Regions from separate parts of the Mus musculus genome. Here regions 1, 2, 3, 4, 5 and 6 are each linked to region 7. Evidence: chromatin loops called from intact Hi-C (ENCODE). Cell type or tissue: left cerebral cortex. All regions are shown on one strand. Links, peaks and the distances in the headings refer to the core of each region. The heading gives the core; the rest is flanking DNA.

Region 1 (4,576 bases), core at 248-4,247, 88 kb after region 7:
CCTACTGACTTCTTGTAGAATAAGAAGTCTACATAGTCCATCCCATAGTTGTGGCTAAGAGATGAAATCATTAATTTACAACGAGAGAGAGGTGATTCCACAATGCATTGATGTTAGGTAATAAGGACCATGAGAAAACCCAGGTGTTGAGAATCTGGGCAGAATGAATACATACGCGGACTTAGCAGGGACTGAGCACCTTCATTCTTTAATGTTGTCTTTTTGGTTTTCCATGTTGCTACATTGACTTCTCCCTGGCAGAGACTTACAAGCTTGTCTACTATAAGAGGCAGCCTTGATGACAAAGCTGTACTTCTCATGCAGATCCATTTGTCTCTATAGCAATAATAGGAGATGACTGGAGGTCATTAACATACAAGATCAAAGGGACACCAGGCCTCCTTATCGGATCACTGGTTGAAAAGGAAAGCTGAGCAGATAATCCTGCTTCTCCTTGGTGTGGCACCTGGAAAGCAGGCCTGACTGCTGGCATTATCAATATTCCATTTCTTTTTCATTAAGCAGTAGCACAGTGAGTATTCAGATCTGATCTATGCTAGAAATGTGCCGACAAGAAAAAGAAAGAAAGAAAGAAAGAAAGAAAGAAAGAAAGAAGGCTGCTACCATGGAAACCTCCCTGATTGGCCTTTGTGTGAGCTCGATGCTTCCTAGATGCTAGCAAGCTTCATACAACACAGGACCAGTCAAAGTTGGCCCTGCAGCTTCTTCCCAAGAGCCCTGATGATTAAGGTTAATGAACACCTTAAACGTGGTGATCTGAAGGAACAATATTTCTGTGTTTGCTCATCATTGGATCAGCCTTAAGATATGCTTTGAGTTCAAAGTGAGAGCCAATTCAAGGCCACATCCCAATATTTGTCTCATGAAAACAAACTACACCATTGCTTTAAGGAATCACACATTGAGAAATAAGCTATTGAAAGTGAACTGAGAAAGAGACTATTGCCTGCTTTCATTCAACAGATCAAGTTCACTTAGTTATCTGTGCATCAGCTACTTCTATACAGTGACACCCTGAAGGGAACTTCCATTCAAAGACTTAGTGCACAGTGTTATAAACCTAATTTTATTTTCTGTGTGTGGCTATTTCATTTACTCAAGTCTAGGTAACAACTCTATGGGTTCAATATGTACTTAAAAACTTTGATTTTCTATAAGTGTGCACAGTAAAAAATCTTAACTGAGTTAACCGGTCTTTGAAGGTGATGGGGGCAGACCAATTACTAGTAAATAGTAGACACCATTTTTATTCTTTCTAATGTCTGTTAGGAGACTATTTCTTCTATTATTTCCCATGTGTGTGTGTGTGAGTTACAATGTGAGTGAATACACTGGATATCTGTCCTCATATCCTACCTTTTGAGACAGGGTGTCTTGTTTGCTGCAGAGTACACCAATCTAGCTGGCCTGTGAGCTGTTGGCAATGCTTCTGTCTCCACCTCCCAGCTCCCCACAAGGCTGCTGAAATTACAGAAGCGTGCATGTCTACATCTGTCCTCCTGTGGCTTCTGGGGATTCAGACTTCTGCTTGCAGGGCAAGGACTCTACCCAGGGACCCATCTCCACAGTCCTCTTGAGGCTATTTCTAGTGATCGGTTAGATGGGAAATCCTGGCTCCTACTGTGCATCTCTCCATCAGTGTGGCTCTGCAAACAGCCTATTTCAGTTGTGTTTAGAAATTATCACTGAGTGTGGAGTACACAGTGTGGACAAAGAAAGAAAATGAGAGAGCTGATAATTTAATCATTTCTAAAGACTCATTCGCGACATTTTCTAGAAAGACAAATATGTTTTGACAAACATCACTTACGCTAGTTCTCACTTATTTTTTTTTTTAAGACACATTCTTCTCTGAGGAAATGCAACCGCCAGCACGTAGAAAAGGCAGCCACCATCTGCTCAGCCCTTTTTCTTTCTCAGCATTCAAGGTTTCAAAGGAGTATTGTTATTGTTGCTCCTTTTTTTTTTTTTTTTTTTTTTCTTGAGACAAGCTCATTCTCTGGCGTTGATGTGATAATCTTCCTGCTTCAGCCTCTAAGTGCTTGGATTAAAGGTGTGTACTGTGATGCCTATCCGGACTGATGTTTTTGACAGTGTACACTATCCCTTTGTTCAAATATTACTTCAACTTAGCAAGCTCCTTCCAGACACTGGGCATTGCCCCAAGCCACATGGCACATGTGGGGAATGCCATAGCTTTTGCCCATGAGATCACAGCCTAGTGGTGGTGTAGTGTGGTGTGTAGGTAGATCAAAGCCGTGTTACTGCACATGTTGTGAGAGTACCTGAAATTGGGAACCACAGGTGAGTCATATGTCAGAGAAATGTTCTTGGAGTACGAAATCTACTATGTGAGATTCCAAAATAGACTTAGAGTGGTGGTAAGGCCTAGAAGGAAATAGTTCAGGCAGAGGGATGGACATAACATGTCTCAAAGGTGAGTTCATGAAATTTCAAGTAGTTGAACAGAGCTGATATGTATAGCTCTGAAGACAAGGCAGAGGGAGCCTCTAAGTTCAGCCAGCGCTTTCTGTGTTATGACATCACTGCTTCTCCACCAGTGTGCTCTCTCTCTCTCTCTCTCTCTCAACTCGTGTGTTTGATATTTTCAAAGCTCCATCATTATTCAAAAAATTTTTCATAAGAAAGTTGGTCATCAATTGAAGAATGCATCAGCAAAATATGGTATTTTTGGCAGTGGTGAGAGTTGAGCATTATGTATACTAACTACTCAAGCATAAGAACTCTATTTCCACCAGAACTCACATTTAAAACAATAAAGTCTGCCCTGGTAACACCAGCTGGGAGGTAGAGACAGGAAGATTCCTGGAGCTTGCTGGCTGCCCAGCCTAGACTACTTGGTCAGCTCCTTGTATGTTGTGATGGCTTGTATATGCTTGGCCCAGGGAGTGGCACTATTAGGACGTGTGGCCTCATTGGAGTAGGTGTGTGCCTGTGGGTGTGGGCTTAATGCCGCCATGTTCCCGACTTGTTGATAATGACTGAAGTTGTAAGCCAGCCCCAGTTAATTGCTGTCCTTTATAAGACGTTTATTATTTGTGGTGTCTGATCACAGCAGCAAAACCCTAAGTAAAACACTTGTGGCCATCCTAGTTTTTGAGGCAGTACAGGATGAAAACCACGTGCTGAAGAGGCGAGGAAGGAAGCTCACAAGTCTGTCCTGGGCCTAGAAAGATGGCTCAGCAGGTGAAGGGCCTGCTTTTCAGGTCTGATGCTCTCAGTCCAGTATCTGGAACACATGGAAAGGTTGACAGAAAGAGCAACCTTCTTAAAGCCATCCTTTCTTTTCCATTTGTATGGCAAGTCCTGGGTGCACTGCTCACCCCTGTATATCATCAAGTGCATCATGAATATAAAAAAGACTTTTAAAAAAGCAAGATAAATGATTCCTGAGGAACAATTGCTTAGGTTCTCTTCTGGTACACACACACACACACACACACACACACACACACACACTTGCACCCAAATGCACACACTCACAGGAATATACATGTACTCACACATACACATATGTACTCGGAATGTGGTAGGTCTGTATATGAATTGCCACCCAGCTCTGAAAAGTAGGCAATTGCTCATTCAATCTGTAATGCACTAAATGGAAGAAGCTGGTCATTCATTGGAGGGAGCAAACTGTATGTGTTCTATCTGTGTGAGATGTCCAGAACAGTCTAACACATGTAGAGTAAAAACAGACTAGTTACTGCCAGTGGCTAGAGGGGTACAGAATAAGGAGTTGAAGCCTAAAGCATAAAAGGAGTCTTCTGGGGATAGTACAAATATCTGGGGGCTAGAGTAACGATAGGCCTACAGGCTCATGGACTGATTGCACAATGTTAAAGGAGGATTTGTGGCATGCAAACTATTTCTCTGGAAAACAAACGCAGCAAGGAAGAGTTATAGCTAAAACAAGTTTGATCATATGTTGGTAATTGTTACAAACAGATGATGGAGAGAAACTACTCCATTCCTCCCCACTAAGTCACGCCACGCCTTCCTTCTCACATGTACATCATGTCACATCATAAAGAAAGGCTTAGCCACACGACTGCAAGTCTCTTACTTGACTGTCATCAAACCTTAGCATTTGTTTATGTTGTCCATTCATCCATCTCTGCATTTATCAAAGTCCCTAAGCTAGAAAAGAGGTTCTCAACTTGTATGTTGAGACCCATTTGGGGGTCACATATCCTATATCTTGCATATCAGATATTTACCTTATGATTCATACCAGTAGCAAAATCACAGTTATGAAGTAGCAATGAAATAAGCTTATGGTTGGGGGTCACCACAACATGAGGGACAGCATTAGAGGGTTGCAGCATTTGGAAGGTTGAGAACCACTGTGCTAGATGGTCATGCCACAGCAGCAAACAGAGGAAGCATAGTCCTTACAATCAGAACATCACTGTTTGGAAGGATGGGAGACACTTATGGGACAATTCCAATAAGCTACTGGGAATAGGAAGCCCAGACCTAAGACAGAATTTTCTTGGAGGAAGGGATGTTTAGGGTGATAGTTAAGTAGGTC
Region 2 (4,576 bases), core at 322-4,321, 250 kb after region 7:
GGGTAGGGAAGAGATAGGCAGGGTTTTAGTTCCTAGGCTTGGGGTCTGAGGCAGGACAATGAAAGAGAAACAGGTGGAGAGAGTAGAAGATGCTATGAGTTAGGTGAGTCATGAAAGCATGCCCATGAGGGCTGACCAATTAGAGTTAAGAGTGGCCCAAAGGAACATGACAAGTTATAACTTGTGATTATTGTAAATATAGCAGATACTAATCGTTTATAAGGTTCGGCCCAGCTCTAGTGCTATTAAGGCTTATTATAATTATGTTCTGTGTCCTTTACCTGGGAACTGAATGATCTAAGGTGGGGTAGAAACCTCCAATTGAGATTAAATATTTACTACAACACTAAATACAACACAAAGACAGCTGCATGCATGTATTATGACACTTGAAGAGAACATATACAAAGCCTAATTACAGAGCTCACCGTATAAATGGAAACTAGATATGTTTGTTAATTAATTAATTTACAGTTTTAGATAATTGAGAGGATTGTCAGAGATGGGGTGGGGTGGGGACTGCTGCAAAGCATTGCCTTCCATACATGACAGAGCTATTGCACTCCTGCTAGACACCTTCACAAGATCATACCAGTCAAAATTCCAGCATAAATGGGGGAGGGGCTCATACAGCCATACCCTCAGCTAAAGCAATTGAAGACTGCTGGGATAGGGCGGATCAGTTTCCTTCTGGGATGTGACCCCTGGTATTTTAACCAGCTCCAGTGGATGGCCACACATCCACGCACACAACAGCAGAAGTGACTGAATGGCTGTGGTGGCTTGAATGAGAAGAGCCTCATAGGCTTATACATTTGAATGCCTGGTCTGAAACTGGTAGAACTTTTTGGGAAAGATTAGGAGGTGTGGCCTTGTTGGAGGTATATCTCTGGAGATGAGCTTTGAGGTTTCAAAAGCTCATACCATTCCTAGTGAGTTCTCTCTGTGTCCCTCTCTCTGTCTCTCTCTGTCTCTGTCTCTCTCTATATATATATCTTTGTCCTTATCTCTGTCTATCTCTCTGTCTCTCTCTCTATCTGTCTCTCTGTCTTTCTTTGTCTCTGTCTGTCTCTGTCTCTCTCTATCTGTCTCCCTCTGTATCTGTCTCTCTGTCTGTCTCTGTCTGCCTGTCTCTGTATCTTTCTCTCTGTGTATTTCTCTCTGCCCCCCCCCTTTCTGCTTGTGGATCAGATATAAGCTCTAAGATACTACTTCAGTGAACAAACTCATTGAAACTATAAGCAAGCCTGGTGGAGTGCTTTCTTTTTTTATAAGTTATCTTCATCATGGTACTTAGTCATAGCACTACAAAAGTAACTAAGACAGTGAGGTATAAAAAGTTGGGAGACAGATGAGGAGGAGTTGGAAGGAGCATGAGGGCACATATAATCAAAATATCTAAATGCAATTCTCAGAGATAAGATTTTAAAGTATGCTACCTTAAAAGACCTGCCATCAGTCTGCCAAAACAGGGAATTTGAATAAATGATTCAAAATGAAAAGAAAACAAAAACAAAACAAAAAACAAAAAAAAGGACTCCACTACTTTCATTTTCATTCTTCTTAAGACATTCTTTTCCCTCCCCATTCTCTCTCTCTCTCTCTCTCTCTCTCTCTCTCTCTCTCTCACACACACACACACACACACACACACACATCCCTACATAGACTCAACAGGAAAATTTTTAATTATCTAAGTGGGGTAGGTATTATTTCACAGTTCACATTTGAGGTCTGTTTCTACTCACTGATGAGGTTTAGAAAATGCCAGGGGGGGGGGGGCAGATGAATGAGCCAAATGCAGGGAGACTGTCCTGTGTGTTCTAATCACTTGGACTTAGGCATTTGTCTGCCACAGGAGTGAGAGCTGGCGACAAAGAATTCAATTAATTAAACAGAAAAATCCACCCTGATTTGGAACAAATTTCTATTTTAGATGCTGAATTAAATGGCTAACTTAGGTTATTAGTACTTATGAAATCAAATCTTTCCACAGTACTGTAGAGGTGCTATGACCACTGTATACTACAGTTACCCGTTTTACTGTTCCCAAATCAATTACAAATGGAATCATTCACAACGGCCACACTTTCCTTGGGCCAGAGCATGGTGGGTGAGAACCAGGAAATAGAACAAACCAATAATTTGTCAATTTCCTGAACTAGGGTCAAAGTTGTGGATGTTGAGTGCAACCGGGCAGCATACCAAGACATAGCTAAACAAAACTTTAGAAGGGGCAGGAATATGATCCCTGGGTCCAATCTTACCTACTTTACACCAAAGGTAGATTAAGAAGTCTTCTGACTTCTTCAAGTGGAAATAATTTGCTAATGACCTATTTTTAAGCGATACAATTCTCCTTACCTTATAGAACTTGGCAAATACTTGAGCGAGGGGAAAAGGCATTCCCACATTGGCAGTGGGAAGTCTGTAGAAGTTTTGTATATGGTCCCTCACTTGAGCACAGAATAAGGCGATGAAAGTTCCTAGAAACATCTGTTTCCAGCTGTGAGCTCAGCCTCATAGCACACATGTTGTTAGCAGCGTAGGCTTTGGGGAGCTCCCTCAAACCCTGCTATTACTAGTCAACCAAAGCAGTAGTCATGCTCCAGTTTTACTCAGAATTTAAACTGGTTTCAGTTTCCATGACTTCCAGTCTATTGTTGCTGTATAAATAGCCAGAGCGGGCGCTTCGAAGATTGCCACAAGTGGAAATGAAGCAGAAGTGTGCAAAGCATCAGGTTCTGATCACCAGAGATGAGTCAGAGAACAACTCTATGCTTAGGGAATTTCTCAAGTCATATCGTAAGACTAAAGATGTCTGGATCTCTGTCAGCTCCCTGTCAGCCCTCACAGAGTGTGGGCGAGGCATTGATGACCACACCAGGGAGTGCTATTCTCTGTGACTGTTGGTCAACATCCAGTGTCCTGTGTGACCAATACCAGGGAGGATTCAAATGAGAGCTGCAATGAGATAGCATTTTCTCATCAAAATAGAGATACAAATAATTCTAACTCAGCCAGAAAGCTCATTGTGGGAATGCAACTCAGACAAACACTGTGAATAACAACAGAGATGTAATAGTGTAGAGATTGCCGTGCTCTCTTGATCTGGTGACTCAGTTTCCTAACAGCAGCGGTTCTCAACTTGTGGGTTGACACCCCACTGGGAATCAAATGACCCCTTCATGGAGGTCGCCTAGAACCACCGAAAAACACAGATATTTACACTATGACTCACGACAATAGCAAAGTTACAGTTATGAAGCAACACGACACACAATTTTATGATTGGGGGCTCACCCACCGTATTAAAGAGACACAGCATAGAAAGGCCGAGAAGCACTGCCCTAAAGAAACCTCGGTATGTGAGAAAGTCAGCGTCAGCTCGCACTGCTTTACCAGAGTTGAAGCAATGACATGTTGTTGTTGTTGTTTTTAAATAGTGGACTGAATAAACTATGCTCGACTTATGCAAGAAAACTCTCACCTCATAACAAAAAGGTTTCAATCTTTGCAACAAAAAAATAGTGAACTAAAAACAGAGGCAGGAAATGGCATATTTTGACACTATTAAAATAAATCATGAAACAAATATAAGGACATGGTACGGGCACGTGCAGTGAGCAGGAAGAAACACCCAGAGATCAATAACACTGAATTCAGACTGGAGGGCTGGCTTGGCCTTGAGACAATTTGCTGCCTGTCTACTCCTGAGGATCTGACGCCCTCTCTGGTCTCTGGGAGCACACACATGTGGTGTACACTCGAACAGGCACACACAAATAAAACTACATAAACAGCACTAAACTCAAGTACTTCTGGAAAAGAAGAGGCCATAAGAGGAACATAGGCGCTCCAGTTGTGTTGATAATATTTAACTTTCATAACTGATCACTGAGTAGGTTGAAACTCTATTATTTTCTCTATTGTGTTTCAGTTCATCTTTTTTCGTATCCTATGCTACTATTTCAATCCTTTCCCTGTAACTCAGCCCCTCTAATTTTAAGGGCCGGGTAATCAGTGCAGGGTTGGGTGAGCTCAAAAAACCTAGTGGTGCACTATGTGCAAAAATCCGACAGCATCATTTTTTTTTCTACAGGAAAAGAAAATAGAAATTTGGCTTGGTGCCAATGAAGCGTAAGTATCTGGAACTCACTCGTGTGTTTTATGTAACCCACAGAATAAGGAAATTCACCCGGGAGACAGGCGCAAGGAAGAAGGCCTAATTTAGATTTCCATCATACTTTCCATGCAGGAATTCGCTACTATTCTTCATGTAAAAGCTCTAGGATACAGTCAATGGTACACTTGGTGCCTTCAATTGATGAACTAACATAAAATATTTGGATTTTCATGTAAATATATGAGTCAGTCTTTTTCAGATACAGATGTGAAGGCTCTTATAACTATTAGTTACATAGATGAAGCATACCTTACTTACTCATATGAGAAATTCTCAGTCACAGTGAGAAAAATCTGAGCGTCACCATGGCACAGTGGGTAGTGACACCGTACGTGACGTCATCTGATGGGTCAATGTCAAAATGCAAATCTGCAGCATCATTTCTAAATC
Region 3 (4,576 bases), core at 260-4,259, 200 kb after region 7:
CAATAAGAAACCCTGTCTCCAAGGAGGTGGATGGTATTCCAGAGAATGTCACCTGAGGGTGTCCTTTGGTCTACACACACACACACACACACACACACACACACACTTGGCAGCTGTGCGAGCTGCTATACCTCTGTAGCCTAGGAAGCTTGTGCCTCACTCTTTCTGGAAACACTCGCCTTCATGGCTTTGCATAGATAGACCTTCCTCCCAAGACACTCCTCAGTCCCTGCAAAGGCTCCTTCCGAGTTTCTCTTCACCACCTCCTCTTCCACCCACCCCTAGTGTAGGCGCTAGCCAAGGCTCCATCCTTAGCCCTTTCTCCCTCTTCAAATCTTGCCTGTATTCTTCAGATCTTCTCCTTCAATCCTAGAGAAAGGTGTCTTGGGAAAAAATGGTCCAAACCATCTTTCACTTACCCAGAAATCTCCCCACACCCGCCTTCAGCTGGTAGGATGAATCTGCACCTTTCTAGTCAGGACACAGGGTATAAATGTCTTCCCTGGGTGACTGCAGTGCCTTCTTTCTCCGCAGGTCAGCTTCGGGAGGATCATACTTCAGTGCTGTTTCTAACACCACACATGCAGTTCCTCTCTCTCTCTCTCTCTCTCTCTCTCTCTCTCTCTCTCTCTCTCTCTCTGTCTGTCCAGCAGACACACATCCAAATATCTTGCTCATGTAAGACCTTCACTAGCCTCTCGTTTCTTGGGAGAAACCCCTAGACAACTTTTTGGTGCACTGGGCTCTTACAGATCAGAGCCTCTGCTTATTTTCTAACCATATTTCTATGACCCCCCCCCCACCACCTTTCTCTCTTCTTTCAGTTATACCCAACATAAATAGAAATTGCTCTTCAAATCATCTTATCACTAAAGATTCCCAACATCATTCCTCCCTCTTTGGAGCATTCCCTTATAATTTTCCTTAAAAGGAAACAAATCAGCACCCAGAACAGTCTCAGGCATAAGGGTGTTATCTGTTGAGGAAACCCCTTTATAAATGGTCTGGTCTCTTACTATGAGTCCTCCTTATTCTTTGATGATGAGAGAATGAGGTTTCTCTGATGAAACCTTTGGTGGTTTGACTAGGTCTGACCCCTATAGACTCATGTGTTTGAATGCTTGACCTATCGTGAGCGGCACAAGTGATGCGAGCCTGCTGGAGGAAGAATGTTACTATGGAGGAGTGCTTTCCAGTCATCTATGCTCAAGCTATGCCCAGCGTAGCACACAGTCTCCTTCTGCTGCCTTTAGACCAAGATGTAGAACTCTCAGCACCATGTCTGCCTGGATGCTACCATGCTTCCCACAATGATGATAATGGACTAAACCTCTGAAACTGTAAGCCAGCCCAAATTAAATGTTTGCCTTTATAATATTTGACATGGTCATGGTGTCTTGTCACAGCAATACAATCCAAACTAAGAAATACCCACTTCCTACTAACCCTGCAATGGTACAGCTCACAGAAAAGCTTCCCCCCTTTCAGCATGAGTAGGAGAAACAAATTTGTTTGTGTGTCTCTCTGCTCTGTGGTATCCTGAGTGTGTCATGGAAGCTTTCCGGTGCTGCTCATTGGAAGCCCCTGGGACTGTCCATGCAGAGGTAGAGTACTTGATTCATAGCAGGTCCTCGCTCATCAAATGTATCTGATAAGTGTTGTCATAACTCCTTGTAAATCGGCATGAACTTTAATATTCTTCCAATACGAATCTGATTTGGGTTGGAAACCCAAAGATGGAAAAATCACAGTCATCATCACCACGTGACTGCACTTCCCTTCTCCCAACCACGGAGGAGCTTCACAGGGGAAAGGGGTCTTTCTGCCTTGTCTGCTTGCGTGAATGCCAAGGACCATCGGGCAGATGACATCTCGCCCATCAAGATTCAGAGTGGGAAGAAATGAGACACGGTTCTCGAGGATTGACTCTTGCAAATAAGCACACGAGGTATCTGCACAGCCTCCCACTCCTCCTCACATCACAGCTCTTTCCCCTCCACTGCCAGTGTTCATGTTGAAAACTTCTAGGGATTCCAACGACTGATTTATTTCTTTGATATTCTTCACGTCTACCACATTTCAACTGTTCAGTCTAGTGTTAAGCACTGCCAGCGCCCAAATAATTCACCTTCAGACAGAATAGAAGGAATGTATAAGCTAGCCTTGAAAATTAATTACCACTTATGTAGCAAAAGTTTTGTGGGGAAACTATTTTGAGTTACAAGTGCTAGCTCATAAAAAAAAAAAAAAATCTGAGGCTTGCCTAACACACATTGCTAGGGGAATGGGAAAGCTGCACCTTTCTATTGTCGTTAAGTTTAAAAACGAATGTGATCTAAAGCAGACCATTTCCTTCCGTCTCCCTCCTCTCTTCTCCTGTCCCCCTTCTCTCCCTTCCTCTGTCCTCATTCTCACCTCTCTTGCCTTCCCTCTCCTCCCACCCATGCTTTCCCAAGCACACTGCTCTCAGGAATCTCCCCCAGTCTAAGCTGCATTGGCGGGAGAACCTCCAAAAATGTGTTAAGACTATGACTCACGTCACTGTAATTCTGCTTATAGGATTTATGGAAAAGCAGTGGGATCCAAGAAAATAAAATAAAAGTTTAAAAATCCCTCTGACAAGTTAAAAAAAAAAACCTTTCTAGGGGAAATAGAGTTATATAAAAGATTTATATTTTGTTTCATGTAGCGCTGAGGAAACCCATATCCCCTGTTAACTGCAGTCTCTAATTAGTTACAGACCATTGAACTCCATAAATATTTTCAAGGATTAATAGCAATTGACACATAGAGTATACTTTTAATCTTTAATAAGTGGTAATATTAATTCATTTTTCCTACAATCTAGAGAGGGTGCCAGTATATTAGTCCCATAGAAATCAAGGCAAAGAAGCCATATTTTGTTAACCAGCCTCCTAGAGTTGAGTGTGGCTGGGTGTTCCATCACAGCTATTGGTCTCTTTGCCACCACTACCATTCAGTTAGCTCCAGCTGTGTCCAAGGTGTCTTACCTCTATGGTTCTTTCAATAAGTCTCTTTCCTTGAACCTCAAGGATGTTACAGAGGCAAATAAATTCAATGGTCCTCAACCGTGCTTCAAAAGCCATGTGCAGGAGGGAACGTTTTAAAAATCCAGGTGGTGTGCTCCTCTCCCCCAGTCTGAATCCATCAGATCTTATGAGGGTGATGCCTGAGCCAGCCAGGGTTGACCACTGTGATGGTTTGTATATTCTTGGACCAGGGAGTGGCACCATCTGAAGGTGTGGCCTTGTTGGAATAGGTGTGACCTGGTTGGAATGGGTGTGTCACTGTCGGTGCGGGTATAAGATCCTCACCCTAGTTGCCTGGGCGTCAGTCTTCCACTAGCTGCCTTTGGATGAAGACATAGAACTCTCAGCTCCTCCTGTGCCATGCCTGCCTGGATACTGCCATGCCCCCACCTTGATGATAATGGACTGAACCTCTGAACCTGTAAGCCAGCCCCAATTAAATGTTGTTTTTTATAAGACTTGCCTTGGTCATGGTGTCTGTTCACAGCAGTAAAACCCTAACTAAGACAACCACCATGAATTCAATAGTGATGAGTTCTAAAAGAGAAAGTGCCATGTAAATTGCTAAAGGCAGATCTGGCTTCTAAGGGGAATGAGTTTTCTGTAAGGATTGTATTTCCTTTAATCATCTACATTGGTATAAAGTCAACTGAAGAAAATAGAAAATGTCTAACAGATACAGTCGTACCCCACATATGGTTAACGCTCCGGCACTTCTGAGAGATGCAGGAAACCTCAGCCTTAAAAGCAGATGATAAAGTGTCATTGTGTTAGAATAGGGTTCATAAAATCTTTACTTGGGACTTTGGTAAGGAGGCCCCTCTTCAACTGGGACCTGTGCAAGGATGTGGAAAGAAGTCTTTCAATAAGATAATGACCTACAGGGACTCTGGAGATGGGTACATTGGTAAGTGCTGGGTTTGTAGGCAGGCAGATCTCTGTTCTCTAGAACTCCTAAGAAGGGGGAGGGGAAGAGAGGAGATGGTGGAGGAAGAGGAGACAGAAGAGGAGGAGAAAGAGAAGGAGAGGGAGGGGGAAGGGGGAGGGGGAGAGGGAGAGGGAAAAAGAAGAAAGGCAGGCCATCATGGAGGTGAATATATGTAATCCTACTGCTGTATAAGAAGAGATAGGTGTGTTCCTGGGGCTTGCCACCCAAGCAGCCTAGCCTTGAGACCTTGTCTCAAAAATCAAGGTGAACAGCTCCTAAGGAGCAAGTCCTCTACACACACACACTCATGTATGTAGTTCACACAACACACACACACACACAAGTCCTCTACACACTCACACTCATGTATGTAGTTCACACAACACACACACACACAAGTCCTCTACACACACACTCATGTATGTAGTTCACACAACACACACACACACAAGTCCTCTACACACACACACTCATGTATGTAGTTCACACAACACACACACACACAAGTCCTCTACACACACACACTCATGTATGTAGTTCACACAACACACACACACACAAGTCCTCTACACACTCACACTCATGTATGTAGTTCACA
Region 4 (4,576 bases), core at 314-4,313, 98 kb after region 7:
TTCTGGTACAGCTATCTGTTCTTTTAAATTGGTGACTTTATTTTCAATTAGTTTTTTATTTTGGGGCCCCAACACTGCTCAGTGCTACAAGACAAGCACTTTCTCCCTCCAGGTTATTGCTGCTTGAGGAAGCCATTCTGTTATAGTGAGCCTCTGCAGGCCTGGAGCCACTGTACAGGAAGGCGCAGAAACCCTCACTTGCTGCCCACTAGAGGAGCTGTTCTGAGACTTCCAGTGCTCTCCTGGTCTCAGAAGCCCAATGCAGCTCACCACAGGGAAGCCGAGAGGCTGTTAGTAAGTAAAATCTTCTACTTGAAATGTTTCCAGTGCTTAAACTGGATCACCTCCCGCCTGGGTTGTCACTCCAGCAGATTGTGGCCTTTGGGGTTTCTTCTGGAAGTTTAGGAGTTTCTGTTGGCAATTTAAGTAAATCAGGCAGGTGGGAAAAGGGACAATAAAGCTGAAATTCAATCTCAGAGAAATGGATAGCGGGGACATTGTAGACACTTTACGTGGCTACTATTGAGCAAAGTATCTGATATCATATATATATATATATATATATATATATATATATATATATATATATATATATATATATATCATGTGTGTATTCAGTTTCCAAACTTTACTTTCATGTAACACACACATGCATCGCGATTTCTCTCACTAAGCTAATGTAAGCCTATTTTCTGTACTATTCTGACTGTTGCCATGTCTAAAGATTATCAACACTTAGGACCTGTAGACAGGAGGGTGTCTATTTTCTTTAAGGTTTCAGGTACAGATTTTTACTCTGGACAGCGAAGGGAGGGGACTTTGAGAACAAGTATTGAAACAAAAATCAAGACCCCATGACTCTAGCTAGTTTTGAAGTCCCCTGATGGAATTGCAAAAAAGCTGACAATAATGCCCCACAGAAAAACTGAACCAAATAAGGGGCATGAGAGAAGGAAAGCTCCCTGAAAACAAGATGCAGGGATTGGAGCCTGATCGACGGGTGACAACGGCAGACCTACATTGGGAGAAGTGAGCTCCATGGAATATGGAGCAAGGGAAAGCTTCAGAGATGAGGGGCACTTACTGTGATTGACAGAGTGGCTGCAGGTGGATAGTATTGTGGCTGGAGAACTAAGGAAAGAGGAGGGGGGGAGGAGGGGGAGGAGGAAGAAGAGGAAGAAGAGGAGGAGGAGGCCAGAGCGTCAGCAGGGCCAGGTAATGAAGAGTAGCCTAAAGGGTGTAAGGAATTTTGGACTCAATCCATAGAGGCAAAGAGATGTCTATACACTCAGATCATTTTTTTAAAAAACCGTCTGTGGACAGACAGGGGGATGGCAGGGGGTGGGAGCTTCATGCTATAGCTCAGGCGACACTTCTGGAGCTCGGATCATAGTTTGAACCCCGGAGGCAGAGTGAAGTGTGAAGCTTCTGAAGATGCCTCGGAAGCACAAGTCTGAGCAACTGGTGGCCTGTTGTTGACACCGGAAAGATGACTTCAGGATGTCTGGTGTGTTTCTGGTATGAGTAATGGATGGCTGATGATGTTGGGGCTGGGGGAGGGGGTGCAAGTTGGTGCATGGGATAGGGAATTTAGGTATGGCCAGAGGCGGTTTTGTAATTGCTAAATGAGTAGATATAACATATGCTTAGGAGAGTTTCTGAACTGATGATCACAGAAGAGACGGGATGACTCAGGGAGAGTGAAGGAGCTGGCACTGGGCACTGAAGAACTCCAATATGGGGTTTTGTGTAGATGGAAAAAGACCACAAAGAAACTAAGAGAGATTGCCATGATCCTCGGACATGGGAGATATTCGTGGGAAGACTGACAAGAGTCCTGAAGTTACAGGAAGACGGTGTTTTGAAAAGTAGGGATAATGCAACAATAGAGATCCTACAAAGCATGTGCAACTTCAATGAACAAAAGTCACTGGTGATGTCTTGTGACATCTGTACAGGTTTTGCTAATGAACAGTTAAGCCACACTGAGGTGGGCTAATAATAGTAACAATATGTACTCTGGGCATATGCAAAGCTGAACATTAATATTATCATAGTGATCCAACAGTCTTTTGAGGGTGATGGGTACTATTAATCATCTAGTCTACAGATAAGAAGAATGAGACAGAGAGGGGTCACATGACTATCCCAAGTCATACATTAGGAACATGACTCAGGCTCAGCCAGTCAGAGTCAGGAGTTCATTCTCCAAACAGTACAGTGTCCTGACTGTTTTTTTTTTTCCTTTTAAAGATTTATTTATTTATTTTATGCATAAGTACACTTTTGCTCTCTTCAGACACACCAGAAGAGGGCATCAGATCCCATTATGGATGGTTGTGAGCCACCATGTGGTTGCTGGGAATTGAACTCAGGACCTCTGGAACAACAGTTCGTGCTCTTAACCGCTGAGCCATCTCTCCAGGCCCTGTGTCCTGACTTTTAAACATGAATGTGAGAATGGATACAATATGGTGTAGGGAAGTCGTGAGAGCAGCTCAGCTGTGACACACTGGGCAGCAGGTAGGTGCCCAGGGACTGTTCGTACAAGAGCAGTGTTTGTAAGGCAGAGTCAAGAAATGGGTTCAGATATTGACTGGAAGCGTCTAGAAGGGAGACTAAAGTCATCAAGGAATGAGGTCATCAGTGGAAGGTTACAGAGTAGTTTGGGTGGAGGGGGTATGTGCTGAGCACAGGTTTGGAGACTCCCTGCCGGGGAGGAGAAAATGGGCACTAAAAAAAATGTTTGCAGAGGTGGCCAGTTAGATCCCTTCCTTGTCCTGAAATAAAAGGTGAAAGGCATAAGGGGAATGAGGGAGAGGGGTAGACAGAGATGCAGGTTGCATCAAAGAGACGGCAGCATCCACTCAGTCAGTGATTCCGAAAGCCAAGGGGAAAGCAACCTTAGTGACAGGATGGTTGGAGGGAGCTGAGAGGCTGAGGAAGGCTCACAGGGAAAGTTATCTGTGAGCAGGCAAGGTCAACAGCGCCTCTAATTCTTAGCTCTCCAGGGACACGGAGAGCAACTGAGAACCAGCCCTTTTGGGTGGGAGAGGATGGAACTGAACAATCAGTACTGGGGATTGGCATGGACAGTATGCTCAGGCCTTCTTAGTTCACGTGCAGAGCTAAGGAACTCATGTGACCCGCACACTGGTGAACACTGTGAGGGACCCGGGGCAAATCACCGTCAGGTGGGAAATTCTCAGTTGTCCACACAGGCTTCTTGTTAGAATCCAAGAAAACAATGCTTTTTCGGCAAAGCACTTGTGAAAAAAAATGAGCAGATTGGGATAATGGGAAAGCAATGACATTCTCGGCTCCCAAGGGAGAGCTGAGCTCTGGAAATAACTTAATACGTGAACCATAGGAACGTTTCAGAAAAAAAAAAAAATGCTTTCAACATTCTCAATAGAGAATTCAGAGAGACAATCACCATGAAAGAGGAGCAAGGCCCATGAGAACAGGACATAGAATGAAAATAAAAACGCTGTTTGGGAAAGAGAAAGAGACTCTGCAGACATGCAGGATTCTTTTTATTTTTCCTGCTTAGAGAGATGAAAGACTTTCATGAGGGACTCTTCTTATGAGTTCATTAGTCTCCACAACTCTGAGAGGCAGATGTTTGTTCCCATTTTAGAGGAGGCAAAAACCAAAGTTCCCGTGACCTCTGACTATGGCAGTACATACTCGGTTGCTTGCTCTTGGAAAATTCTTGTCTCAAAGTTTCACTTGTCATTGGGCCATGGAGATACCTCAGTGCCAGACTTCCCTCTGGTAAAGCAGTTTCCTCTGCAGCTTATCTATTTCAGGACAGAAACGGAAGGACAGTGGCCTGTCCCACGGCTGCCCCTCCCTTACTTGCTGTATCCCTCCCGGCTCAGCTGTGAGGCATACAGAAGGTCCTGAGACCACATTCCAGCCTCAGCATCAACAGTCACCAAGGATTCTCCAGTGCTTGCCTTTATGAGTATGGAGAGGTACCTCCTTCTCAGGAGGCTCCACAGAACTCATAGTCAAGTAGCAAGGGCACTCACTGCCCCTTACCAGTCTAGGCTGGGAGAGCTGGGGAGAGGGCCTTGGAGGAGAGTGAGCTGCTTTGACGGTGGGAAGGGAGTCCTTAGCTACCTCTTCACTAGCCAAGGTATCACACTTTTGGCTTGAACCCTGGACTCTACTACCGGAAAATCTGAAAAACGTAACAAAACAGTCCCCCCAAACCCAAAAGTACTATAAAAGACATAAAAGTCAACAGGAGAGGCCACTATGGGGGGAATAAAAGGCTCAGGTCGAGCAGGAGGAAATGAAACCTTCTAATGATGACAGTAAAGGTTGACTCAGCTGGTGAGGAGGCATTCTATTGAGTGGGACTTTAATATGATCTAGATTTCCACCTTCATTCTAATTTTTTCTCATGTCTAAGAAGATTATTTTTTACAGTACATCTTTTTGTCAAAAATCTTCAGTGTGTCTGAAGATAATGCAGGTAAGGAGAAAGCTCCTGCTTTCATTTCAGCGGGAGCTTGAGAAGACACGGAAAGGTGGCAACAAGAAAAACAAGGAGGATCCCAGGAGT
Region 5 (4,576 bases), core at 405-4,404, 260 kb after region 7:
AATACATAGGAATTGCTAGAACAGCTGTCTGCCACAAAGGGTGCTCAGAGGGAAGCAGTAATAAAGGTCTCATTTCACAGGATTTTTTTATGGAATCCATCATATTTAAAAGATATCAGACTGAAATCATACAAGGCAAATTGTGCTTTACAATTGTACTTTCAGACAAAGTCACCATATTTGGACACTACACACAGGACTTTGTCAGAGAGTCCCGAAGCACACAGGACAAAATATTTACTCTTTCAAATCTCAACTAAGTACCCTGAAAATGCACCTTTGTGCTATTTTTTTCCATTAACCACGTGTTATTTATCTACATGCTGAGCTACTGTTTGTTAAAACTTAATTCCCATGCAGTTCTCTGCATCTGAAGAGCCAATGAACATTCTCTGGAGATGAGCTGGCAAACTGACTGAAGGGCTGCCAGGGCTATTTCTGGAGGTGATCGTCACTCTCAGGATTATCCTCTACGCGCCGTTTCTCTAGGGATGCCAGAACACACTTCAGGAGAACTCACTTGACCCCGAAGGTGCTCCTCTTACCACTTCTTGAAAACACCTGTCATACAGAACTCATCAAATGGCATGATAACACCTGCTGCTGTTCGTTTCATTTTTCACATTGTGAGAGCTTTGTGGGCTGAGACAAAAGTCCTTCATCTTTGCATCCACAGAGCCTGCCACGGTCCCTACTTATAAAAACACCATAGGATGATACAAATATGTCCCTTGCCTTCGCTGAGTTGACAGTGAGGCCGATGTATATAACACATTACAGTATGGTACATAGTAATGGAGGTAGTGGATGAGAACATGTTTCCCCTACAACATGTCCTATCTAAGCTGAGACTTGACAAATGACATGAGGAGAGTGAGAAATAAGGCTCAGCCTACTCTGGGAAAAGCAAAACAAGGAGCGGGGGGGGGGGGCAGAGTAAAGCAAGGGACAGGAATGGGAAGGAAGAGGCAGAGTAAAGCAAGGGACAGGAATGGGAAGGAAGCCATGTCCAGAGATGAGCCTGGAAACACCAGGAGGTGATACTGTGTCATCACGAGTTTATAAAGCCATAGCAAAGGTCTTTGTGCTAAAGGAAGAACTGGCCTATTGGTGAGCTAGACAGAGGAGCAGCCCACTGTAGAAACCCTACTGATCCTGGCCTAGAGGGTCCAAATATTGAAGACAGACGGGCCAGTTAGGAAGTAGTTCAAGCAAGCCAGGTACAGGGTTATGTGGGAAGAGAGAAAAGGTGACTGATACACAGAAGAGGAGGCAGGCTACAGAGATGTTAAGGATACTGAGGGAAAGCCTAAAGCAGTATGCTGACCATGGACATGGTTAGCAAGTGGACAAAGAAAACCCATGGCTAATCCTGATGGTCAGCCTGATTGGATTAGAAGGGATTAGATTATGGAAGCACACTTTAAGGATTAAAGTAGGCTTAGGAAGACCTGCCCTACGTGTGGGCAGCAGACGATGTAAAGGACAAAGGGCAGAAAAGCCCATGCCCACACTCCCCACTCCCTGCCCTCTCTCCTGACTCACTCCAATTGGCAAACTGCTGCAATGCTCTCTCCATCACGAGGACCTGAAACCTCTAACATCCTGAGCGAGCTAAATCATCAGTACCTTGAAGTTACTTCTCTCTGGTATTTGTCACAGACGCAGACAGGCGAGGAATACACAGGCCCGGTGGAAAAGGTGCCAATCGCCAAACATAAACAGCTCACTGGAGTTTCCTTATGATGTGTGTGTTCCCTTTTGAGTCTTCAGGGCCCTGAAATGAAGGGACGGACTCACTTGGATGCTTAGATAGTTCCAGACCAGACACCAAAATCCACAGAATGCTGACAATCAAGAAAGCCACATGAAACAGGAAATGTGAAGTGGACATCTGCATAAAGGGCATGAGGAGAGCCCTAAAAACAGCCAGAAGAAAACTTGTGGAACAGAAATACCAGGAGAGGAGAGATGCCAAGGTAGGCAGGGGACCTTCAGAGGACAGTTTAACAGCCACAAATGAAAAAAAGGGGGGCATTTTTTCCACTGGCTCTGGTAAGTAGAAGGGCTATACGCCTTGATATTGAGTGCAGGTTTAATAGGCCTTCAAGGCTAGGAGCCAGTGTGGGATGGGAATTGGAGCTGAGAGACTAAAGTCAGTGAGGAAAAACTTTATTCCTAAAGCATGATGGGAAATAAAAGATAGCAACTAGAGGCAACTCCAGAATATTTTACCCCTTAAAGAGTATATTTTCCAGTCATTTGAGTAGGACTCATTGCCTCCTGAAGGGATTTTCTTTATTTAAGTCAGCTCTACTGACTAGGAAATCAAAGATGTAGGAAGGATGTAAAAGACATGATCCATTTGTTTAGGAACGGTCATTTGCTCAGTATCAATGAACATGGATCAGATACTTAAAGCACGCACTGGTTTCTTCATTCAGCTAACTGTATGTGATACCTCGAGACACTCAGTGCACTTCTCGATATAGTAAGCTACACTCTGCCCACACACATCTGCTCCTTGTAAGGACATCCAAGGTTCCATCTGGACAAGACATTCAGCAACACCTCAAACAACAGAAAGGAGCTCACACCTCCTCCTCAAGGTGAAGGACACTTCCTGTCTTCAAGTTTCAAAATAGTTTCTCTGTTAATGGGCTGCTAAGGATGCCAGCAAAAAAGCAACATTTTGATTGCTAGTAAAGAGAAAGGACCCAAGGAGGAAAGTGGCTGCTGGAAAATGAGCAAGACCTCCACAAAGAAAAATCACAGAGTTTATGCATGCAAGGTTAGAGACCACCCACAGAGATGGAGGAATAGCCTACATTGCTGGGAAGAACAATGTTGGAAAATGTCCATTTTCCCTAAGTTATAGTTTAAGGTTTCTTTGTTATACCAATTAATAGCTTAAAGTCTTTATTTAAAATTTGGCAAGCTTATTCTAACATTAAATGGAAATGAAACAGGCCACAATAATGAAGATAATTGTAAATGAATTATTTGTAACATAAATATAAACAGCAAATTAATTGGCCGCTGTATTTCTTGACTTTAGGTTAATCCCTAATAAGACACAGATAAAGCAATATTTGTTTTAAACTGCACCTTAATAGCGAGCAGCTAAATGATCTACCTTTAGCCTGCTTGATAATCTGTCTCCCAGTTCCATCCCATGATACTTGCATGTTATTAATCTGGCTCTTTGGGCTTCAGATGTGTTTCCATGATCTCTCTCTCTCTCTCCCCCTCCCCCTCCCCCTCCCCCTCCCCCTCCCCCCCCTCTCTCTCTGGACCCCTTCCTCATGGCTCCAAATCCTCCATCTTCTGGCTGATCTGAATCTCCCTCTCTCCCTTTCCCTTTCCCTTTCCTCTGGTTGGCGGATGCCCCACTCTATTCTCTATTCTACACAGCCACTGGGTGATCAGCTATTGAAAAGGTGGAAGATAAATGCTAAGAGTTATTTAAACCAACCTGAGACAAGAAATTCTTGGTATAAGCACCGCAATGCTGTGTCCAGATTGAAACAAGATATGAGGGCAGAGAAATCTGCATTAGAATGGCACAGGGCAATCTTTACACAGTGTGCAAAAACATTATGCCTACAGATAATCTTTAAGAACAAAGTTGGAGGACTAACATGATGGAACGTCAAGCCTGAATTTACGGACATAGTTACTATAAAGTGTGGCATTTGTGCAAGGATAGGGAAATAGACGAGGGGATCAGAAGTCAGACGTTGATTCATAGTAAAGCTACTAGGGAACAATGGAGGCTCATGGGAGCATGGGAGAAAGCAATGACCCCAGACCCCCGTCACACCATACACAAAAACACTGCTTGAGGGACAGATATAAATGTAAGATGACAAAACTTCTGGAAGTCAGCATAGAGAAATTCCCTCATGGTCTTACATAAGATAAATACTACATTAAAGACCAAAAAAAAAAAAAAAAAAAAATTCCCCACAGCAATGAAGTAGATTGATAAATTTGGCTTCAACAAAGTAAAAAATTCAGCTGATCCAAAAAGAGCATAAATAGGGCCAGCGAGGGGGCTTGGTTGGCACAGCACCTCCTTTGCAACCATGGGGAACCGAGCTCCATCTCCAGAGAGTCTATAAGACAAGCCTGCTCTTGTCATTCACATTTGTAACCCCAGTACTTTGAGGCAGAGACAGGAGGACGACCTCCAGAGAGCCTAAGCTAATCAGCAAGCCCCAGGGCAAAGAGAGACTCTGCCTCACAAACAACATGGTGGCACCTGGGGAATGACCGGGAGGTTAACCTCAGCCTACACATCCATGAGTACACATGTGCACACATATGCCTACATGGGCACACATATGTGCACGTGCATGCACGCATGCATACGCGTACACACACACACACACACAAAGACAGCACACATATAGAGTGTAAGTCACAGATGTGGAGAAGTAGACTACTCTATGTATCTGAAAAGGGTTCCTACCCTTTATTTAAAAGTAGTTTTTCACAATCCAGAAACTAAAAGTGAGACAACTTAACTTTCTTTTAATGGACAAAAAGTTCAACAGGCATTTCACAGCACAGG
Region 6 (4,576 bases), core at 268-4,267, 380 kb after region 7:
AACATGTGTGTTTGGGCAGTGCACCGCGAGGAGCTGGGTCTGCGCCTTTATGTCTGTTCCCTGAAGTGGGTGGAACGTTGGCCCGTTCCGGGAATGTTCCATGACGTGGTGCAGCCACAGGAAGGGGGTTAACGAGGGGCTCTCTGCCGCGGCGGCTCTGCTGGCTGCTATCAAAGCAGATGTGCTGCTGCCGCCGCACCTCTCACCTCCCTTCACCCCCAACCCCCTCCTTTCCATTCTGTGCGTCTGGTGCTGGTAGGGCTAAGACAGGAAAACATAGCGTCTATGTATGTGTGTGTGTGTGTGTGTGTGTGTGTGTGTGTGGTGAGGGTGATGTGTCTGTCGTATTTGGTGGGGGAACGACTCCAGATCAGCCTTGCCATCCCAGCTGTTATCACAGATCGGTGCGCTTTATACGCATGTGCCTCCCGCGTCCTGTCCCTCTTACATAACATATCCAGTGCAGCAGAGGACAGGAGAAAATGCGACCCCAACCCTCCACGCTCAGTCTCTGTGGAGGCTAGAAGGTCGGAGAGGGTCTCTGGATGTTGTGCTGCAGGGATGCGGCTCCCAGTGGGGAAGAGACCGAGGGGAAGCAGGGTCTCTTGTAGTGGTTCCTCAGTCGCCTACTTGAAAGCATCTAAGTGCAAAGGACTGCAGGAACTAGTCCTCTGAATGCGAAAGCTTTTGACTTGCGTCGCCAAGGGAAAGTGGGCGCTCTCACCTCGGAGACGCAGAGAAGAGAAAGGGTCTGTAATACAGTCGCCTGGAGGAGACCCGCAGAAACGTGCTTGGGCTGAGAACAGAGGGCAGAGGGGTTAGCATAGAGGCGACCAGAGGAATCTCTTGATAATAGGTTACACTGGAAACCCCAGGACACCTGTAATGGCTTAGAATTCACACAGGAAGCTGTGTGTGCAACTGACATTGCAAAACCCTTATGCTCTGCACAGTTATTTAGGCCTAAAATGAACACAGAGAGGCTTGCTTCCGGTCCTTTCATTATAATAGAAAAATTGAACTGATTTTTTTCGTTCTTCCTTTTCTGCCATTTTAAAAATAACTCTATTTAAAAACTATATTGGTACTTTCTTCCACTTCCAAAGCAAGACTTCAATAACTCACAGGAGGGCTGTTTTTGTTTCTTCTTCTTCTTCTTCTTCTTCTTCTTCTTCTTCTTCTTCTTCTTCTTCTTCTTCTTCTTGTCAATGCAGAGTCCTTTTCGAGGGCTATTTTTTTCTCTTCAGCAGTTTCTTTTGCCTGAATAATCAAACCCAGAAATTACTTGAAGTATTAATAAGATTCATACTAATTACATTTTCAGTACCCCCCCCCCCAGAAAAAGGCCATGGAACTTTAGACCCATTTCCTTTAGTGATAATGATTCTATTTGTCCTTGAGCAAACCAAGTTGTTTTAGATATATTCACATATCGTTACATACATAAATGTGTTAGGATCTGTGAATGCCTGGTTGCTTATATGTCTTATAGGCATGCCAAGATACAATGTTACAAGTTACCTAAGACGGTTGTATAATGGGCTTGCTGGGTTTGAGTTTTAGGATGCGGGTCCAGCAGTTTTATTAAAACTGGAACGCTGTGCATGTGAATAAGGTAGAACTCATTTTTTATTGCTAAGAGAAAATTCTGGTGGAGCCCTAACGAGTCGTGATATCAGGTTACAACTGCATTCTTATTCCAAGCAGTCAGGGAGTCTGCAATATCCACAGACGGACAGTGTGCTTCGAGTGTCATAATCTCTTTGACCACTAGGCTTGAAGTGGGCAGTATAGTTCTCATGTGCAGAAAAATAAAACATTATGATTACAGTATATATAATTAAAATAAATGTTATGATAAAATAAATAGTACAGGGCCGACTCTTTTGAAAATTATCTAATATAGTTTTTTTTGCTTTGAGAATAGGAGGGGCATAACACAATTGACATCTGTAATGTGTTTCAGTGATTGTATTTTATTAGATTAATTATTAGTACCAACTAATATTTATGTATTTAAAGTTGCTTAAAATTAAGTAGATTAAAGTTGATTTGGGACAGTTAAGGAGGATGGTAGTCAATATTAATGATAGTACAGATTTAGGATATGTACTGTTATATACTATAAATATAAGACAGATTATATTTTAACTGGTTAGATGGGGGGTTGGCAAAATAGTATTGACATAGATAAAACATTTCTGTAATAAATGCCATAAGAAGAATTTATTTCTGGTAACATGTCACATAAGGAAATGGTCCTGTTTGGCTACATTGGAAGGTTACCTAGCAGAATCTCTTGATTGATCAGCTCCCTTTCCATGGGATGCATTTACAGATCTTCTTGTTACTATGAAACAAAACAGAAGACAACATATACGCAGGCGTGCCTTGGAGAGTAATAGCGCATGTGTCAGCTTGAACTGTTGGCACTGTGACATTATTCAGAAGTCAGGTTGAGTGCCCTATGCTTATTCCGGTAAAATGATGAATTTTATTTTATACTTCGGCAGTGTGTTGTGTCTCTGTGTGTGTGTATGTCTTTGTGTGTGTGTGCGCGCGCTAAGGACTTCATTTCAGCCACAACAACAAATAATAAGTTTGCTATTTGTGTTTCTTTTCAGCTCTTGACTTGGTACCTGTAGCTAGCAGAGTTTACTTTGAAAACTTCAACATAGGAAAGACTGGTAGAAAATATTTGGCATGGTGAAAGTGTGGCGCAGTATTAGATGTGAAGTATTTGTAACCTGGCGTGGTGACTGTTCTAATACTGGGAATGTGGCTCACAGCAGTTGGATATGTGCTGTGGGTCGAAAGGCTTGCTCCTCTCCTGTTAGCTATCATACAGTTTTCACACATTACTTCACACCAATGCAGGGAGAACTTTTTGTTACTTTAGTCCTTTATATCAGACCTGCAGGTGGAGAAGTGGCTCTCTTGTATACCTCTACTTGAACATTTCAGAATTAGACTTCTCATTTACGAAGTTGCATGTGAATTCACTGTGGGTCTGTGGTTTGACTAAGCCTTGGTATGTTGGTGTTGTGACTTTTAGAGTGGCATCAGAGAGAGGAGCCAAGGGAGTTTGCTAACTCTGCTTCCTGGAGTTCGGGTTTCATCTGGAACCTCAAACTGTGCAGGTTAAGTGGGTGTGTTTTAGTCACTGAAGGTCTTCACTAATGCTGATGCTTTCGTGAGGGTTTTTCTTTGAAACTGTGGGTGAACATAGAGTATTAAAAAAAACAATAGGGAGGGGCTGGAGAGATGGTTCAGTTGTTAAGAGCACTGACTGCTCTTCCAGAGGTCCTGAGTTCAGTTCCCAGCAACCACATGGTGGCTCACAACCATCTGTGATGGGATCTGATGTACTCTCCTGGTGTGTCTAGAGAGCAACAGAGTACTCATATGGATAAAATAAATAAGTCTTTTTTTAAAAAAGAAAAAAACGATAGGAAGGCTTTTATGATAACAAAGTTGTATGTGCTTGAAGGAAATGTCTGAGAAATGGTGTTACTTTCTTACTGGTTCCTGGTGTCACAACAGAGCGGTGCTGCCTTTGTGTTGTTATGGTAAAACTTAAACAGTTTGAAAAATCAGTATTTGGTAAAGGTGTTAGACAGCTTTTAGGTCGTTTGGAAAACTATTTTAGCATTAAATTGTTGTGACCTAATCTAAAGCTTCACAAAGGGGATGTGTTTCTTGTCCCCATTCAAATTTGACTTCTCTGTGATGATCCAGTAACGTGGGCCTTGGTTGGCTATGTGTTTGAACTGAACCAGAGCTGATTGAGTTTCTGTCACCTTGGTCTGGAAGCAAGAGTCAAGTAAAGAAAAGAGGATGGGAAAGTTTTGAAAGAACAATGTAATTGTCATGAGGTTGGGAGATGTCCCTGTGTTCTGGGGCTGAAATCAAGCCAACGGGGGTGGAGGGCTGATAGCAAGAGAGAAGCGATAACAAGATAAGGCCAGACCTTGAGGGTCAGGCCTCCTCCTAGGCAGGTTGTGACCGCATGAATGATTATCCAACCAGGCAGAAATGAGGCCCGCTCCTAGCAAATTAGGCTGTTTGATGGCCATGTTATTGGCCAGGCTAGAAGATGGTTGTTGGAAAGTGAATGTCCTGGGGCTGGATGAAGATGGATAACAGACATCTCCTTTGTAGTGTTTGTTTATCAGTCAATCGGTTCTGACCCTATGGAAGTTTCTAATGGCACTGGATGCGCTGACTTCAGCTTGTACTACTATTTGTAGTCATACGGAGTTTATATTTCAAAAATATTTATTTGGGGACTCTAATAAGCTGGATTAGCCTGTATTATTGATCCAATTGATAAATAACTACAAATTCAGAGCTTTTTAAATCAGGGTCTTTGTGTTAAGTAACCAATTAATCTTTGGAGCCATGTATGAACTATGTGTTTCTCAACAACTAGTGAAGAATGAAGCTTTACAGTTCTCCAGATAATTTATTTACATGACTGCAAATGTCAGCATTTGATTTTCTATGATTTGGGGTCAGAGTAACATAATGTTGAAGGAAAAGAACTGGAAACAAAGACTTGTGAGGATAGCTTTCC
Region 7 (4,576 bases), core at 147-4,146:
AATTATTTTTGCATGATTATTTTTATTTTTCTACTGATTTTGGTTGTTCACAAATTCTGTTTTTCCACCTTTATTGAAAATAGATTATTTTCTCATAAAACATCCTGATTATAGTTTCTCTCCCTCTCCTCCTCCTTTTTTTCCCACCTGCTGGAGGCCAGCTCCAGAGTTCTGATAAGAAAGGTTTACCTATCTTTAAGTTACTCTGAGGCCAGAATGTGCAGTCTCTGGAATCACTGATACTCTTTGTATAACAGCAGAGAATTATGTAACGAGGTTCTTTTGTCCTTTTCTCTGCAGGAATGCCTTGCATAGGATCCTCAGACTGAGAGTTTTTTAAACTCCTTGTCAGCCTCTGAAAGTCTCTCAGGAAAGTTTTTTTAGGAAGAGAAAAAAAGGGAGACACTTTAAAAAAGGATTCTAATCTTCATTTCCAAGGAAAAGTAAAGTTGAAAAACCTATTAGACTATATGTTCTCTTAATTTCTAAGTTACTCTATTCTGCTCTTCCTCCTCCTCCCTCTCCTAGTCTTGCTCTTTTCTTCTGCCCTAATTTAATCGTAGTTTGTACCTTTTCTAGAAGAATAGATCATATGGTCTTTCCAAGCACCCCCCCCTTTTTTTAAACAAATGTCCACTAAAAGTTCAAACATAAATTTAAATCATAAATTGAATAAGAAATTTACAACAGGGAGGTTTGCATGTATTTCCATCAAGAATAGGTGTCTAAGTAGATAATTATTTTCTGTCACTAGCTCTATAGGTTCCTTGAAAATTGAAAACTATAATTCTCGTGACTAAGTTAGCATTGAAGTTTTTGAACATTTGTATAGATAAACCCAGTCAACATTTAATCTTCTGTCCTTGCACCTACAATAAATCATTAGTTCCCTATTATGGCCTTTGGTGAATTGTTTGGTGAACACTAAGCTAAAAGCTCTAATATATGTGCAGAAGACCTAATATATATGCAGAAGACCTAATATATATGCAGAAGACCTAATATATATATGCAGAAGACCTGGTGATGCACACCTATTTAGGTCCTGTGCTTGATAATTTGGTCTGTGCTATCTCATGAGTTCTTTAAGTATTAAGGCTCAAAATCCCTTGCCTGTGGTATATATTACAAATATTTTTCCTCATGTGTCAATTGTCTTTTGATTTTTGTACATGGTCTTTTCAATTTTATGGAACTCTAGTTTTCAGTCTTTCATATTTTTTTCTAGATGTTTTGGGCTCTCCATATCAAGATTAAAGAGTAATTCACCCTTATTTTCTTCTGGTAGTTATAAGCACTAAATGGTTATTAGGTCTAGACTTTTATCCACTTGGAGTTTATTCTTGTATTTGGTTAAGATGCAGATTTCATTTATTTTTTCCACTGGCCACATTGTTTCCCCCATTTTGGCTTGGAAATTTAATATACAATTCTGTCATACACACACTAACCTTCCATATGTACTTGTGCCTCCTTGAAGAAGCTTGTTTCGTCCCATGGCTCTCTACTTGTTTCATCACATGGACAATACCGGATGTTTTAAGTGCAGAAACCTAACTAACAATAGTTTTAGATCTGGTTGAATACATTTCTAGTCATATGCATTCTGTTATTTTTTAAATTAAAATATATTATTGCAATTTATGTGTATGGTTGTTTGGCCAGCATATGTTGTATGTCTGTGCACCACATGTATGTTTGGTATCTATGGAGGCCAAAAGAGTTCCTCCAGTCCCCTAGAGCTGGACTTACAAGCAGTTTGAGCCATCATATGGATACCAGATATGAAATAAAGGACCCCTAGAAGAGAAGCCAGTGCTCCTAACTGCTGTGCCATCTCCCCAGTCTCATTTTTTAAAAAATAGATTTATCACCTATTATTTTGTTTGTTTTTCCCTACAGTGGTGCTCTGAACGAGCATCTGCCCTATTGTCTCAGGAATTCGACCACTTAGTGCCCATTGGTGCTGTTTGGGCATGTATAGGAGGAGTGGTTTTGTTGGAGGCAGTAAGTCACTGCTGGCAAGCATTGAGAGTTTAAAGATTCCCACCATTTCCAGTTGCTCCTACTCATCTGAGGATGTGAGCTTTCTGTAACAGCCGCCACCCCTGCTGGTGCTATGCCTCCTAGCCACAGTGAACCCTTGTTTCCTGGAACTGTAAGTCCAAATAGATTTTCCCCTCTGTAAATGTCTTCTGTTTGTGGTGTTTCATCACAGCAACAGAAAATTAACTAATATCAATAACAACTTGTTATTCAAAGTTCGTGTAATTCAATTATGTGATGCTATGTATAGGAGAAGCAGTTGTGCCTCTCAATGGCATTTTTTTGTCATTCCAATTTGCATTAATAGTGAGTAGTTCAACTAATGGGAAACAAGGAAAAGTTTAAGGAGCAATCATCAGGAACTAAGATACAGTGAGGGAAATCTCAGAGACAGGAGGCAAACTCCAGATATATTCTATATCCTGAAGCCAGGGTTGGTTGAAGCATTGAGATTAGATGAACAGAAGTCATGGACACGCTTAGAAGGGACAAGAGAGGCAGGACCTAGAATTATGATATTTGAGGGCTAGCATGCTTAACACAGGAGTGTACATATTCTCCCTTCAGGTGAGGCATATTATCTTATACATTTGGAAGAAAATGTTCCCAATCCTTGTTCAAACTGCTAACAACATGGCCTTAAAGCGTTTAAATATGGGACCAGAGAGATAGCTCGGGACTTAAGAGGTCTGCCTGCTTTTTCTGGAGATTCGAAGAGCAATTCCCAGTACACGCAGTGTGGCTCAGTGTGACCTTTAACTGTGGTTCCAGGGGATTAGATAACACTCTCCTCCATTCTTTGGACACTGGGCACACATGCGGCACACAGGCATATGTGCAGGCAAAACTCCTATATACCTAAAATAAAACCTTAAAGAGCATAAGTATGTTTATGCCTTACATAGTTCTGAAGTAAGGTTTTATTTTATTCCCGAGGAATCTAAGTTGCTTCTTGCAGAGTTTAACATCTTGAAACTAAAAGTTTCACATACATTTTAAACAGCCCCTTTCCCTTCAACTGCCCACACATTTACCAAAATAAACAAGGGCACCCAGCAGGCTTCTCTCTGATTTGCATAGCAGGGAGAGTGATGCAAATCCTCACATTTGGGTTATTTCAGCCCTTGGGGAGATGATGAAGGGTTCCTTCCCTCAAATACTCTTCAGCGCAATGTCCTTGCCAGAGAGCTTGCTAAAGCTCTGTGGCTGTAAGTGGAGACAGTGGAGGAATTAAAAATTCAGATTTTAAAACACTCTAGTTCTGAGTGTTAAGTGAGGACTTCTGGCTTGGCCATCAGCTGTGGCTTTTGCCTCACCCCCACCCAACTCCTGGCCTGTGGGGCTCCACCAATCCCCTCCTCCCGTCCAACACTGTGTTTTCCCACCTCTCCTCCCCATACAAGCAAAGCAGGCTCAGATGCTCCTCTCCAGCCTATCATATATAAAATCAGAGGAGTTACACTAACACGCTGTGTTAGCATTGAATTCAGCATAGTGTATGGCCATGAACAGGTATATGAAACCCCTCCTTCTACTGTGACGTAAACTATTCATTTTCTTGACCTTATGCACCATCTCATCTTGCTCTGAGCTCAAAGCAGCTAGGTCCCAGGTCAGGTTGTGTGCATGGTTGGGTTCACCACGATTGATAGTGGCAAGTTAATTGTAGAAAGAAGTGGGGGAAAGGGGAACAGATTCCTGTCTGCAGAGCTTTGGGTCTTAGCTGGCAAGTGTGATTAGCCCTTGCTTCAGCGAATGATCATAGACAGCCCCTAGGAGCTGCATATACGCGTGGTTTCAGAGTGATTAGTAACTCAGGATTATTCTCGCTTCTGTCCCGCCCTGAACTCATGGTGAATCTAGGTGGTTTTTGATTTACCCAGCAACTAGGACAGTGAACATTGCGTAGTAGATGCCCTAAGAATCATTTGGTTCTATTGATGCTCACCCGTTCAAAGTCTCAAAGACTGACCCCCGAATAATTATTTTCAAACTTTCTTAGAACAAGGCTATTTTCTTAAAAAAATTTCCCAACATGCATGCAATATGAGCACTGACTTGTCTGACCCTGAGTTAGGGTTCTGTGATCTCTCTGATTTTGTTTCTTCTCGTGTCTCTGCCTATGTTTAGGAATCCTCATAGCAGAACTTGGCTCTATAGATCTGTTCAAAGACAGCCTGTCCCTGAAAATCAGGCTTACTCTGTGAGGCACGCCAGCAAATTCTTATGTCATGATCCCAAATCTCTCGGTCCCCAACTGTAAACATCAGTCCCATTTCCTTTAAGGATCCTTCCCCAACCACAAGAGGAGACATCTAAATGGAGCCACATACACATGACCAATAAAAGCACACTTAACCTACAAAACCACTGGGGGCATGTTGATAAAACTTGAGGCAAGCCATTGTCGGAATATCTCACATATAAAAGATTAAAGTCAGCACAGGTGTGTGAAAAGTCATCCACTTTTAATGGAATGGTAATTAACAAGCATTGTTAGAGGTTCAGTTAATAAAGCCAGACAGCATTT

The links. Hi-C counts contacts between places; a loop is a spot of excess contacts. Peaks named below come from ENCODE experiments on the same cell type or tissue, not always from the same donor. Only the 100,000 strongest peaks of a DNase experiment are listed, where the experiment ranks them.
Region 1: it touches region 7 in a loop (2.5-fold over the local background); 4 of 42 quality-filtered maps call a loop at or near these places.
Region 2: it touches region 7 in a loop (2.4-fold over the local background); 3 of 42 quality-filtered maps call a loop at or near these places.
Region 3: it touches region 7 in a loop (5-fold over the local background); 3 of 42 quality-filtered maps call a loop at or near these places.
Region 4: a loop joins it to region 7, with 2.1 times the contacts of the local background. A loop is called at or near these places in 3 of 42 quality-filtered maps.
Region 5: a loop joins it to region 7, with 2.6 times the contacts of the local background. A loop is called at or near these places in 3 of 42 quality-filtered maps.
Region 6: a loop joins it to region 7, with 3 times the contacts of the local background. A loop is called at or near these places in 3 of 42 quality-filtered maps.

The regions. Positions count from the first base shown.
Region 1 is chr10:13,673,022-13,677,597 of GRCm38, forward strand. All of the region lies in intron 4 of Aig1 (androgen-induced 1), which reads right to left. Among named protein-coding and RNA genes, the nearest start is that of Pex3, 120 kb to the left of the region's middle. In left cerebral cortex, for the core only: a CTCF peak has its summit at 2,234; DNase peaks (open chromatin) are centred at 1,858 and 2,207; H3K27ac peaks cover 294 bases.
Region 2 is chr10:13,830,098-13,834,673 of GRCm38, forward strand. All of the region lies in intron 1 of Aig1 (androgen-induced 1), which reads right to left. Among named protein-coding and RNA genes, the nearest start is that of Aig1, 37 kb to the right of the region's middle. In left cerebral cortex, for the core only: no CTCF peak of the experiment used is centred there; DNase peaks (open chromatin) are centred at 2,728 and 4,147; H3K27ac peaks cover 137 bases.
Region 3 is chr10:13,780,457-13,785,032 of GRCm38, forward strand. All of the region lies in intron 3 of Aig1 (androgen-induced 1), which reads right to left. Among named protein-coding and RNA genes, the nearest start is that of Aig1, 86 kb to the right of the region's middle. In left cerebral cortex, for the core only: no CTCF peak of the experiment used is centred there; DNase peaks (open chromatin) are centred at 281, 2,049 and 2,478; H3K27ac peaks cover 510 bases.
Region 4 is chr10:13,682,521-13,687,096 of GRCm38, forward strand. The region is part of intron 4 of Aig1 (androgen-induced 1); the gene reads right to left. Among named protein-coding and RNA genes, the nearest start is that of Pex3, 130 kb to the left of the region's middle. In left cerebral cortex, for the core only: a CTCF peak has its summit at 2,300 (motif pointing right); DNase peaks (open chromatin) are centred at 1,511 and 3,775; H3K27ac peaks cover 1,077 bases.
Region 5 is chr10:13,842,552-13,847,127 of GRCm38, forward strand. All of the region lies in intron 1 of Aig1 (androgen-induced 1), which reads right to left. Among named protein-coding and RNA genes, the nearest start is that of Aig1, 24 kb to the right of the region's middle. In left cerebral cortex, for the core only: no CTCF peak of the experiment used is centred there; DNase peaks (open chromatin) are centred at 449, 2,153 and 2,532; H3K27ac peaks cover 381 bases.
Region 6 is chr10:13,967,463-13,972,038 of GRCm38, forward strand. The region is part of intron 1 of Hivep2 (human immunodeficiency virus type I enhancer binding protein 2); the gene reads left to right. Among named protein-coding and RNA genes, the nearest start is that of Hivep2, 3.4 kb to the left of the region's middle. In left cerebral cortex, for the core only: a CTCF peak has its summit at 1,770; DNase peaks (open chromatin) are centred at 379 and 1,730; H3K4me3 peaks cover 2,453 bases; H3K27ac peaks cover 1,419 bases.
Region 7 is chr10:13,584,962-13,589,537 of GRCm38, forward strand. No RefSeq gene overlaps it. Among named protein-coding and RNA genes, the nearest start is that of Pex3, 34 kb to the left of the region's middle. In left cerebral cortex, for the core only: a CTCF peak has its summit at 2,139; DNase peaks (open chromatin) are centred at 2,077 and 3,128; H3K27ac peaks cover 2,114 bases.